Regions from separate parts of the Homo sapiens genome. Here region 1 is linked to region 2. Evidence: read pairs that join two places in POLR2A ChIA-PET (ENCODE). Cell type or tissue: PC-9. All regions are shown on one strand. Links, peaks and the distances in the headings refer to the core of each region. The heading gives the core; the rest is flanking DNA.

What was found. ChIA-PET counts read pairs that join two places held together with the same protein. Peaks named below come from ENCODE experiments on the same cell type or tissue, not always from the same donor. Only the 100,000 strongest peaks of a DNase experiment are listed, where the experiment ranks them.
Region 1: POLR2A ChIA-PET joins it to region 2 with 16 read pairs; 4 of 35 experiments call an interaction of 5 or more read pairs at or near these places.

Annotation. Positions count from the first base shown.
Region 1 is chr7:140,453,942-140,459,317 of GRCh38, reverse strand. MKRN1 (makorin ring finger protein 1) reads left to right here. Exons shown (of 8, transcript NM_013446.4): 4 at 85-311; 5 at 2,452-2,666; 6 at 3,418-3,528; 7 at 4,085-4,223; 8 at 4,589-5,376. The coding sequence ends at 4,801. Among named protein-coding and RNA genes, the nearest start is that of MKRN1, 23 kb to the left of the region's middle. RefSeq lists an enhancer at 2,008-2,861. In PC-9, for the core only: no CTCF peak of the experiment used is centred there; no DNase peak of the experiment used is centred there.
Region 2 is chr7:140,665,347-140,670,722 of GRCh38, reverse strand. LOC105375535 (a long non-coding RNA gene) reads right to left here. Exons shown (of 6, transcript XR_928047.3): 6 at 4,095-4,150. Among named protein-coding and RNA genes, the nearest start is that of ADCK2, 4.9 kb to the left of the region's middle. In PC-9, for the core only: no CTCF peak of the experiment used is centred there; a DNase peak (open chromatin) is centred at 3,042.

The DNA.
Region 1 (5,376 bases), core at 77-5,076, 210 kb after region 2:
CATTTTTTGCGGTTAGATTCTCAGTTCTCTTATAGTTCATGCCTTATCTATTTGGACCTTTACCACCCTCTTACACATTTTCAGCTGCGCCTTCCTGCACTGAAGCACCCCTGCAGGGCTCAGTGACCAAGGAAGAATCAGAGAAAGAGCAAACCGCCGTGGAGACAAAGAAGCAGCTGTGCCCCTATGCTGCAGTGGGAGAGTGCCGATACGGGGAGAACTGTGTGTATCTCCACGGAGATTCTTGTGACATGTGTGGGCTGCAGGTCCTGCATCCAATGGATGCTGCCCAGAGATCGCAGCATATCAAAGTAAGTCTTTAGGGAGATGTGTGTGTTATTAGATGTGAGAATCATTATTTGCCCTTTCACAGCATTGTGGGTTTATTTCAGAGAAACATTTGATGAATTGAATGGTTATCAGTGAGTAGGGAAGTTTTCCTTTCTTGGGCTTCTTGGATGCTTTATCAAGAAGTCATATTTCCAGTGAACAAAATTAACTGGGCATGGAGGCATGTGTCTATAGTCCCAGCTACTTGTTAGGCTGAGGCAAGAGGATCGCTCAAGCCCAGGAGGTTGAGGCAAAAGAAAAAAAGAAGTCCTACTTCCAGAAACTCAGACTATAGACTTCTAACATTTTTTTCCTCTTTTAAAAAATAATGTTTCTGAGATTCACATTGAATATGTTTAATCTTTTGAAAATGCACATTTCATTGGTTTTTAGTATATTTACAGAGATGTGCAACCATTACCATTTTACTAATTTTAGGATAATTTGATCATCCTACACCCATTAGCAGTCACTCTTTATTCCAGCCTTCCTCCAGCTCCTGGCAATAACGAATCTGCTTTGTCTCTGGATTGGCCTATTGTGGACATTTCATGTAAATGGAATCCTGTAATGTGGTCCTTTGTGATTGACTTCACTTCTTTCACTTAACATAGTGTTTTCAAGGTTCTTTGTGTGGTTGCGTGTAGCCGTTCTTAGTTTTGATGGCTGAATTATTGTCTTTGTATGGCTAGACCACATTTGTTTTTCCATTCATGAGTTGATGGACACTTAGATCATTTCCAGTTTTTGGCTATTATGAATAAGGCTGCTAGGAACATTTGTATATAGGTTTTTCTGTGAAGATATGTTTTCCGTTACCTAGGAGTGGAATTGCTGGGTTACATAGGAACTCTGCTTTACGTTTTGATGAACTGCCATACTTTTCCACAGTGGCTGCAGGATTTTACATTTCCAGCAGCAGTGTATGGGAGCCAGGGTAGGTTCAGAAGACATTGTGTTAGAAACTTTAACTTTATTGGAGCAAAGTTTGCTTCTAATCATTTCCATCTCTTTTAAATTTCCATCTTTTTAAATGTGGTTTTAGGGTGTGAGGCATGTTATAAGGTAGACATAATTTGATCCCTATCTTCAGCGTACTTTTGTGAATTTAGGCAGGATAAATCTCTATACGTTATATCTATATATTGAGGTAGTAGAACCTACCTCTGAATATATGTATATATGTTTTTTCTTTTAAAGGTTTAGGAAAAGACATGTTTAGTGATGATGTGAGATTATGGATGACATTGCTCTTCTGCAGTGTTATTTTTTTTATTTTTATTTTTTTTTGAGACAGAGTCTTGCTTTGTCCCCCAGGCTGGAGTGTAGCAGTGCAGTCTCGGCTCACTGCAGCCTCTGCCTCCCGAATAGCTGGGACTACAGGCATGCACCACCACGCCTGCCTCAGTTTTGTATTTTTAGTAGAGATGGGGTTTCGCCATGTTGACCAGGCTGGTCTCGAACTCCAGGCCTCATGTGATCCACCCAACCTTGGCCTTCCAAAGTGCTGGGAGTTTTCTGCATTTTTATGTTTCCTATAATCATGTTTTTTATAAGTTAAAATATGATGTCCACACAAAAATTGGTACATGAATGTTCTTGGCAGCATTATTTATAATAGCCCCAAAGTGGGCTAATCTAACCTAACCTAAGTGTGCATCAGTCTATCAAGCTGAGTAGTTGAAAAATCTCGATGAAGTTGTTTTTCTTTAAAGGCATAAGAGAGTTTACGTGCCTGTCACCCTTATTTTCCGACAGGTTTTAACTAGGGTCTTAACCTCATGTAGAAACCAGAAATAACAAACAGTATGGAAAACCGTCTTTAATGTAGTTGAGCTCCAGGTTTGGGGTAGAGAAAATTGGGTAATTTTTCAGTTCCCGAAGTTGAGTCCTCATAGTTTGATTTTCTAGTATTGTTAAGTACCACCGCAAAAACAAACAAACAAAAAAAAAACACCACACCTGTGTTTACTTGTCAGCAAAGCTAATTTTCGTGTCAGCTTGGGAACATTGTTTTTTCAGTTGACTATTTGATTCTTTGACTGTGAATCATTAACTGTTGCTCAAGTTTTTCAGGGTTCAATGACTGGATTCCACTTGTTCTCTCTCCACCTTCTCTAGTCGTGCATTGAGGCCCATGAGAAGGACATGGAGCTCTCATTTGCCGTGCAGCGCAGCAAGGACATGGTGTGTGGGATCTGCATGGAGGTGGTCTATGAGAAAGCCAACCCCAGTGAGCGCCGCTTCGGGATCCTCTCCAACTGCAACCACACCTACTGTCTCAAGTGCATTCGCAAGTGGAGGAGTGCTAAGCAATTTGAGAGCAAGATCATAAAGTGAGACTCCTCCCCAGTCTTCATTTGTGCTTTCTCTTTTGGGGAAGAATTTAGTAACTTGTGCCAACTTTCAACCAGATGGACCGCATTTAAATGCATGCATTTTATCTTGAAACTGGGATATTCTAATGGGGATTTCTTCTTTGTATTTCAGCTAGCTTCTAGGTTAGTTGGTCTATCTACTTTTATTTGAATGAGGAAACCCTGTGTATCAGTTAGAATCTTCGTGCTTTTTCTGAGGAGATTGTGTTTAATGGATTATTAGCCAGTTTAGGCTCAGTGAACAAACTGATCTAGCTCTGAATGTATGTTTCCTGACGTTTTACATTTCCACTTTCCTATTCCATTCATTAAGCTAGCCAACAATCCACCATCCTTTAAAGATTGTTCTCATAACTGAACAAAAACCACATAATCTAAACAGAGCAAAGCTACAAGAAATAAATTTATTTAAACGAAAGAAAAAGGAGTCTGTGTGAAATGTCTTCTTTTGTTTTTGTTTTTTACCTAAGTTATATTTTTCAAAAAAAAAAAAAAAGAACTGGCTAGCCCTTGAGTTGGATTTATAAAGGAGGTTGCCTTGCTTGAAAGAAATGGTCAGTTGTGTGACAGTATGTGGAACCCTTTCAGGAAATGCCCACGTGCCTTTCAGTTAAGTCTTTAAGTCTGGAGGCGACACACCAGGGTGTGTCCTTGAAGAGTGGGCCTGTAAAAGGGGAATTTGCATTGCAGCCTGTTCATTGTTTCCCAGGTCCTGCCCAGAATGCCGGATCACATCTAACTTTGTCATTCCAAGTGAGTACTGGGTGGAGGAGAAAGAAGAGAAGCAGAAACTCATTCTGAAATACAAGGAGGCAATGAGGTATGAGCACTGCAGCCTTTTCTCAAGCGAAGAGCCCAACAGAGCTTGGGTTCACTTTGAAAAGAATGGTGCTGCATTATACACTCCTACCTCCTTCCTACCCTTCTTTGACTTCCCAGGACAGTTTATTTTGTCACCCTGATAACATCCAGTATATATCTTGCTATAACACAGTCCTTGGGGTCCATGCCAAGGGACTGTGTTATAAAGAGGTCTCTACTGTTGACAAGTAAGGCCCCATGAGTGGGGTTCTACCTTATTCTGAATCCGTGTCATAGCTGTCCTATGTTCTCATGTGTTGGCTTTCTAGAAGATTTTCTCTCTATGGCATCTGCTTGTACTAGAGCTATTAACCAGCATAGACTTGAACAGAGTTACCGGTTTCTAGTTAGTGTTTCTTGCATTGGCACACACATGTTTATAAGAACACATCTTGGGGAGGGCTGTAAGCTGACATACTGGTTCTATCCCTACCTGTTTAAAGAAACCCCGGATGATAGTCAAATACAGACCTGAAATCCACTGTGAATAAGGGTTGCGATATTTTCCTTTCCAGCAACAAGGCGTGCAGGTATTTTGATGAAGGACGTGGGAGCTGCCCATTTGGAGGGAACTGTTTTTACAAGCATGCGTACCCTGATGGCCGTAGAGAGGAGCCACAGAGACAGAAAGTGGGAACATCAAGCAGATACCGGGTAACTCTCACTGTTTTTTTAAAGGAGGGGAAATTCCAAGGTATCAGTTGAGTCCTGCACATATTGGGGTAGGGGAAGGAGAAGGTTAACGCTCAGGTCTGGGAGCGAAAGTGTAGAGTATTAAAGGAGGAAACAAACCTCAGAAAACTGGGAGGGATAGGAAAGGAAGAAAAAATGTGTGTTAAAGCTCTAGCCTAAACGATTTCCATGAAGTAACCAGAGGGGAGGAAGTGGTAAATGGAAACCCTAACTAAGAAGTCTGGTTCGTCATGCCCTCTGGTGTGCTGGACGTTTTGCCTTATAAACAACAGGATAGAAGATACTGCTCGACAGTGCCATCCCTATCATGGCCTTGTTTTTTACAGGCCCAACGAAGGAACCACTTCTGGGAACTCATTGAGGAAAGAGAGAACAGCAACCCCTTTGACAACGATGAAGAAGAGGTTGTCACCTTTGAGCTGGGCGAGATGTTGCTTATGCTTTTGGCTGCAGGTGGGGACGACGAACTAACAGACTCTGAAGATGAGTGGGACTTGTTTCATGATGAGCTGGAAGATTTTTATGACTTGGATCTATAGCAACCTTGCGTGGCGTGTGAACTGGTCTGCTGACCTCAGACAGCAGCTGTCCCCTGTGGTGGTGTGGCAGTGCCTGTGTTCTCTCCTAGGCAGGCCTCTCAACTCCAGGTGCTGTCCTAAGAATTTTTACCCAGGGCCTGTCTTCTCAACCCCTCACCTTTCCCTGAGGAGTGTGTTGTTTTCCCTGTTGAAAAAAGTTACAAAAATAAATCTTAAAGTTAGTTTTTTGTAACACGAATTTAACTGTCAGACAGTTAGTGTAGGTGTGTTGCGTCATCTGTTTTCAACCAGATTGCATTTATGGACTTTTCACACACTCATTTTGAGGACCCCAGGTTCAAAAGTAAAAGCAGTGGCCCTGCTTTGGGGTCCAAGAATAGGAGTGATGGGTGAAGGGACCTAAGCTGGCCAATAGCCCTCTGCCCCAGACATGGGATGTGGATCCTTGAGGTTTCTGGTGAAATCTGCACATCTGTGTTTTTATATCTGTTCCCTACCCTGTAATCCCTACCACGTGCACTTGTTCTGTGGTTTTGGTCTCTTGTTTAATTGCACACAAGTAATACTACTGGGTA
Region 2 (5,376 bases), core at 145-5,144:
CAGAAATCTGCCCAAGGGTGGGTCTGTGGGCATCATAAGTGGAAGGGGCGCTAAGGAAAGAGAAGCAAGAACAGGCCTATGCACCCGGTTCCCACTGCTGGAAGTGTGACAGCCATCCCTTAAGGAGGTTCCCAAACTGTGGGACCTAGGCTACAGACAGGAATGCGGGGGAGGGTGACCAGTGGCTCCTCTTGCCTTGATAACTAACAATCCACTCCCCAGAAGTCAAACCTACCACCACTAGCTTGCAATAGCACCAGCCATTAATTGCCCCCTTCCCTAACTTCCTCCTGATTTATTTACCCACTCAATCTAGGAGGAAAAAAAAAAAGATGTATAGAATATTCTTGTGTGTCTCTGATTCATCAAAGGGCTAATTGAGGACTTAATTTGAAACCAGGGGCCCTAGGTTCTAGCCCCCTAATTAGGAGGTAACAATATGATTCTAGTACCGCTCTCTTCAAAGCACAAAAACAACAACAACAACAACAACAAAACAATATGATTCCAGGTACGTCTTTCTGGACCTTTGTTTCTCCTTAAGCAAAATGCTGGGGGGGAATTTAATGAAAGCTATCCAAATTCAACTAAAAGCTCTAGGCTGGGCTCAGCGGCTCAGGCTGGGCGAGGTGGCTCAGGGGCTGGGCGAGGTGGCTCAGGGGCTGGGCGTGGTGGCTTAGGCTTGGCCCAGTGGCTCATGTGTAATCCCAGCACTTTGGGAGGCTGAGGCGGGCGGATCACCTGAGGTCAGGAGTTCGGGACCAGCCTGACCAACATGGAGAAACCCTGTCTCTACTAAAAATACAAAATTAGCCGGGCGTGGTGATGTATTCCTGTAATCCCAGCTACTCAGGAGGCTGAGGCAGGAGAATTGCTTGAACCCAGGAGGCAGAAGTTACAGTGAGCTGAGATCACGCCATTGCACTCCAGCCTGGGTAACAAGAGTGAAACTCCATCTCAAAAAAAAAAAAGTCCTCCAGATGTGCATTTATGATTCTGGGAATTAGCATATCTAACAGTAGTTAAGAATGGCAAATTATGGAGCTAAATAGGTCTGGCCTCAATTCCTAGTTACTTAACCTCTCTGAGCCTGTGTTCCCCATCTGTAATCACTGAAGGCTGTGGTAAGGAGTAAGCCAGCTGTCTGTGATGTGCTTAGCACCATGATGCAATAAATGGTAGCAAATATTGTCATTTATATTGTTGGGGGACGCAGAGGACTAGAGAGACAAGTATGGGTGAATATAGGAGGATATTTATTTTAAGGTACGCACTGGCTCAGTGGATTCACATTTAAAAACCTGAGCCCCAAACAAAGACAGAGTTTAGCTTATATAGGCTAGTATACAAGAGCAAAACAAAGGCGGTAATTACATAAATTACAAGTCATGTAATTTATGGCATAACTGTTGACTTGGCATAACTTGTGGCCTTGTATAGCTAGTGACCTTCCAGCTACGTTGAAAGAAAAACAGGAATTTATAAATTTTACTAAATATAAGCATTGGCAAACATAGTCATAACTAATAGTTCAGTACAGGAGAGACAGTAAAGGAATTTGTTTTTTTTCTTTTAACCTTGCTCAGGGGTGTCTGGAGCTCATTTTTGCAGGCTAGGTCACTACAACCTGTCTACAGCCTTGCTTGCAGTAGAGGAAAACTTGTGTTTCTTACTTAACCCTTACTTTTCTTGGAGTGAATAAATGCAGTATTTATTTTTCCTTAAATTTCTGCCTCAGTTTCCCCTTTGATGCTTTTTTTATAAACAAGATTTTAATAGAAAGCATCCCTATTATTTGATTTTTTATGAAAGAGCAGATCTTCTTTTTTAGGCACAGGCTGATATTCACAGAGCCATTAGCTGAGTGGTAGTTTGCCTAGTTACAATGGCTTTTATAGTTGATTGGATGCTTTTAATAAGGAGGGGTAAGAGGCAAGGGAGTATTAAACAAATTCCTAGTATGGCTAGAACTACTCCTATTAAGGTTTTGAATCCACCGAAGACAGAAAACCAGCCTTCAAAGAAGGAATTAGAAGTCCACCCCTTCCAAGTTTGGACTGGAACATGGGCTAATTTTTTTGTTTTTGCAGTTATTTTCATCATAGCTTTCCCGTTGTTATTAATTTTTAGGCAGTAATTAGTTAGATTAAACTTTTTTCATACTTCTCCTTCCTGGGCTAGGAGGTAGTTTAAAGCTAAACTCTTTTGGTAGATGGCATTTTTTATTTTTGTGGCTTGCTGGGCAGTAAATCCAATGCGTTTGCTGTTTCATTAGTGATGATTTTAAGTACTGCCTGCAACCTTGTGATGTGGTTAAGCATGTAAATTGGGGTACGGTATCCCAACGACCCATCTTGTGCCTAGCTGGCCCATAGTACTGAATTATTCTTTCAGGGAGCCAATCTGTGTCTTTTTAATTTTCTATTTTTGTGTCTTTTTTTATGTCTCTATTTCTTTTGTGTTTTGTTTAAAATTTTATTATAGACAGGACACCCTAAAGTTTTTCCTTGTTGCAGTGGGAGTAAGAAGAAAGATGGCCTAATTGTTCCAAGTACACAAGCCCCTGTCCATTTGGCTGGCAACTGTTGGTAGGCCCATGGCCCACAGATCCAGCGGAGACCAGAGGGTGCTTGCCAGGTATTTGGAGCTTTATGCCGATACTAGGTATGGTTTAGAGAAGAGAAATGGGAGAATGGATTTGGATGAGGTGATTTGGAGTTATCTTTGCCCTGCCACAAAGTTTTCCGTAGTGTTTCATTATAATATTGCTGTCCTAAGCAGGTTAGTTCTCCTACTGGGTCTGTAAAAGCCTTTCCCCAGTGAGCAACAGAGTATCTTTCTGTAATAGAAGTTTTTAGGAGCCAGATGCTTGAACTTATGGGTGTCAGTTCAGGGTCAGAGTAAAATAATTTTGTGGCATTAACTTTTTTGCTTCCTAAGGCCATTGGTCTCCCATGTTAGTTCCTCCACAAACATAACATGAGGAAATGCCTAGGCTGCCAGCAATGTTTTCAGCCAGCTGAGCAAACAGGTTTTTGGTTAAAGGAGGAGGCTCTGGTAACTTTTAGTCTACATGCTTATAGAATGATTTAAAGACTCAGAATTGTTGCTGGGCCAGATGGGTCCGGGTTTCCTTTTTGATAACATATAGGTAGGTTGCTGGGTATGTGTGTATGTAGACATGTGTGGGGTAACCTGCAGTCCACATGGGTAGGTTTGGCCTTAGAATGGTGAAATTTATAGGATCACAGGTTTTTGTTTTACAATCTGGTTTTACCATCATTTTGGTAAGCATAATTGGCCTTTGTTGTGTGCTAGGGTGCCACGATATGCAATACTGACAATCTTTTTCTGGGGTCCCAGGGGGACGAGGTGACTTGCATACATATTTGTAGTCATTTTTATAGTCTCTTTTTAAAGGTAGGTTACGACAGACGGGTGAGTCTAGGTATGCTACCTGACAAGCATCAAAATATAGAGAAATAGGCCCTAGGTAAAAGGGAGGGACCTTGGTTTGGTTTAAGAGGGAACAGTCCTTTGACCCTGCATGGATTTCAAACCATTTACCAGGTGAAAACTTGGTGTCATAACATACATAAGGTTGGTTATTTCCTGGGTCACAAATTGAGTAGGAGGTCTGATTATAAATACAAGTTCCTAAGCGAGTCCTTGTACACTCATAATAAGTATGGCACAATAGAGTTTTAGTTATACTGTTCCCTGACCAGGTAGTATGTGTACAGTGGGGACATCCTTCTATAGGTGCTTCTTCTAGCATAGTTAGGGGGGGTAACAACAGCAAAACAATGTACAGCATATTTATATTCAGCAAGGATAGAAGAGGTCTTTACCTGGGGGAGGAGATTGGGCACAGCGACAGAACAACAGGAAAACAGTTAGTATTACAAGGAAAGCTACTAGCTCTAAGATTTCTAACCACATTTACTTGCTTGATGAGTCCTCAAGCTTCAGCCGTGGGTAGAGTAGTCAGCTTCCGGAGTGACCAGAGCAGGGCAGTCATCTTTAGCAGCAGCTTGGTCTCATCTCAGGATCAACCAGGTTGGGTGATCTGGGTCCTGCTGACTGGTCCACTTGTCCTGAGCTGCCGGTTTTAGCCAACTGTGGTGGATCCAAGGTAAAACACCTGCAACTTTAACAGCAGTGGGAGTGGACAAGATTACAGTATAGGGCCCATCCCATATGGGTCCTAGAGAAGTTGGATTCCACTTTTTAACCCAAACAGAGTCTCCAGGTTTAAAGGGGTGTACTGGGCCTGTCAGCCTTATAGGCATTCTTTCTCGTACCCAGCCATGAACCTCTTGCATGGCTATTTCTAACGCCTGCATTTGCTTTCTTAAAGTTAATTTCTCTAGTTCCCGGAGAGTACCTTTTATTTGACTTATGATTGGGGGAGGCCCACCGAACAAAATTTCACAGGGTGAATACCCAGTTTGTTTGGTGGGGGTGCACCTGACTCGGAGGAGGACCATAGGCAAGACCTGATCCCATCTTAGATGAGTTTCTTGGCAATATTTCTTCAGTAGCTGCTTGAGTGTCCGGTTCATGCGTTCTACTTTTCCTAAACTTTGTGGCCAATAGGCTGTGTGTAACTTCCATTTTAGTTTTAACAGTCTTGCTAGCGGTCTATCAATTTTGTTGATCTTTTCAAAAAACCACCTCCTGGATTCATTGATTTTTTGAAGGGTTTTTTATGTCTCTATCTCCTTCAGTTCTGCTCTGATCTTAGTTATTTCTTGCCTTCTGCTAGCTTTTGAATGTGTTTTTTTCTTTTTTTTAATTATACTTTAAGTTGCTTTTGAATGTGTTTGCTCTTGCTTCTCTAGTTCTTTTAATTGTGATGTTAGGGTGTCAATTTTACATCTTTCCTGCTTTCTCTTGTGGGCATTTAGTTCTATAAATTTCCCTCTACACACTGCTTTAAATGCGTCCCAGAGATTCTGGTATGTTGTGTCTTTGTTCTCGTTGGTTTCAAAGAACATCTTTATTTCTGCCTTCATTTCGTTATGTACCCAGTAGTCAGTCATTCAGGAGCAGGTTGTTCAGTTTCCATGTAGTTGAGCGATTTTGAGTGAGTTTCTTAATCCTGAGTTCTAGTTTGATTGCGCTATGGTCTGAGAGACAGTTTGTTATAATTTCTGTTCTTTTACATTTGCTGAGGAGTGCTTTACTTCCAACTATGTGGTCAATATTGGAGTAGGTGTGGTGTGGTGCTGAAAAGAATGTATATTCTGTTGATTTGGGGTGGAGAGTTCTGTAGATGTCTATTAGGTCTGCTTGGTGCAGAGCTGAGTTCAGTTCCTGGATATCCTTGTTAACTTTCTGTCTCATGGATCTGTCTAATGTTGACAGTGGGGT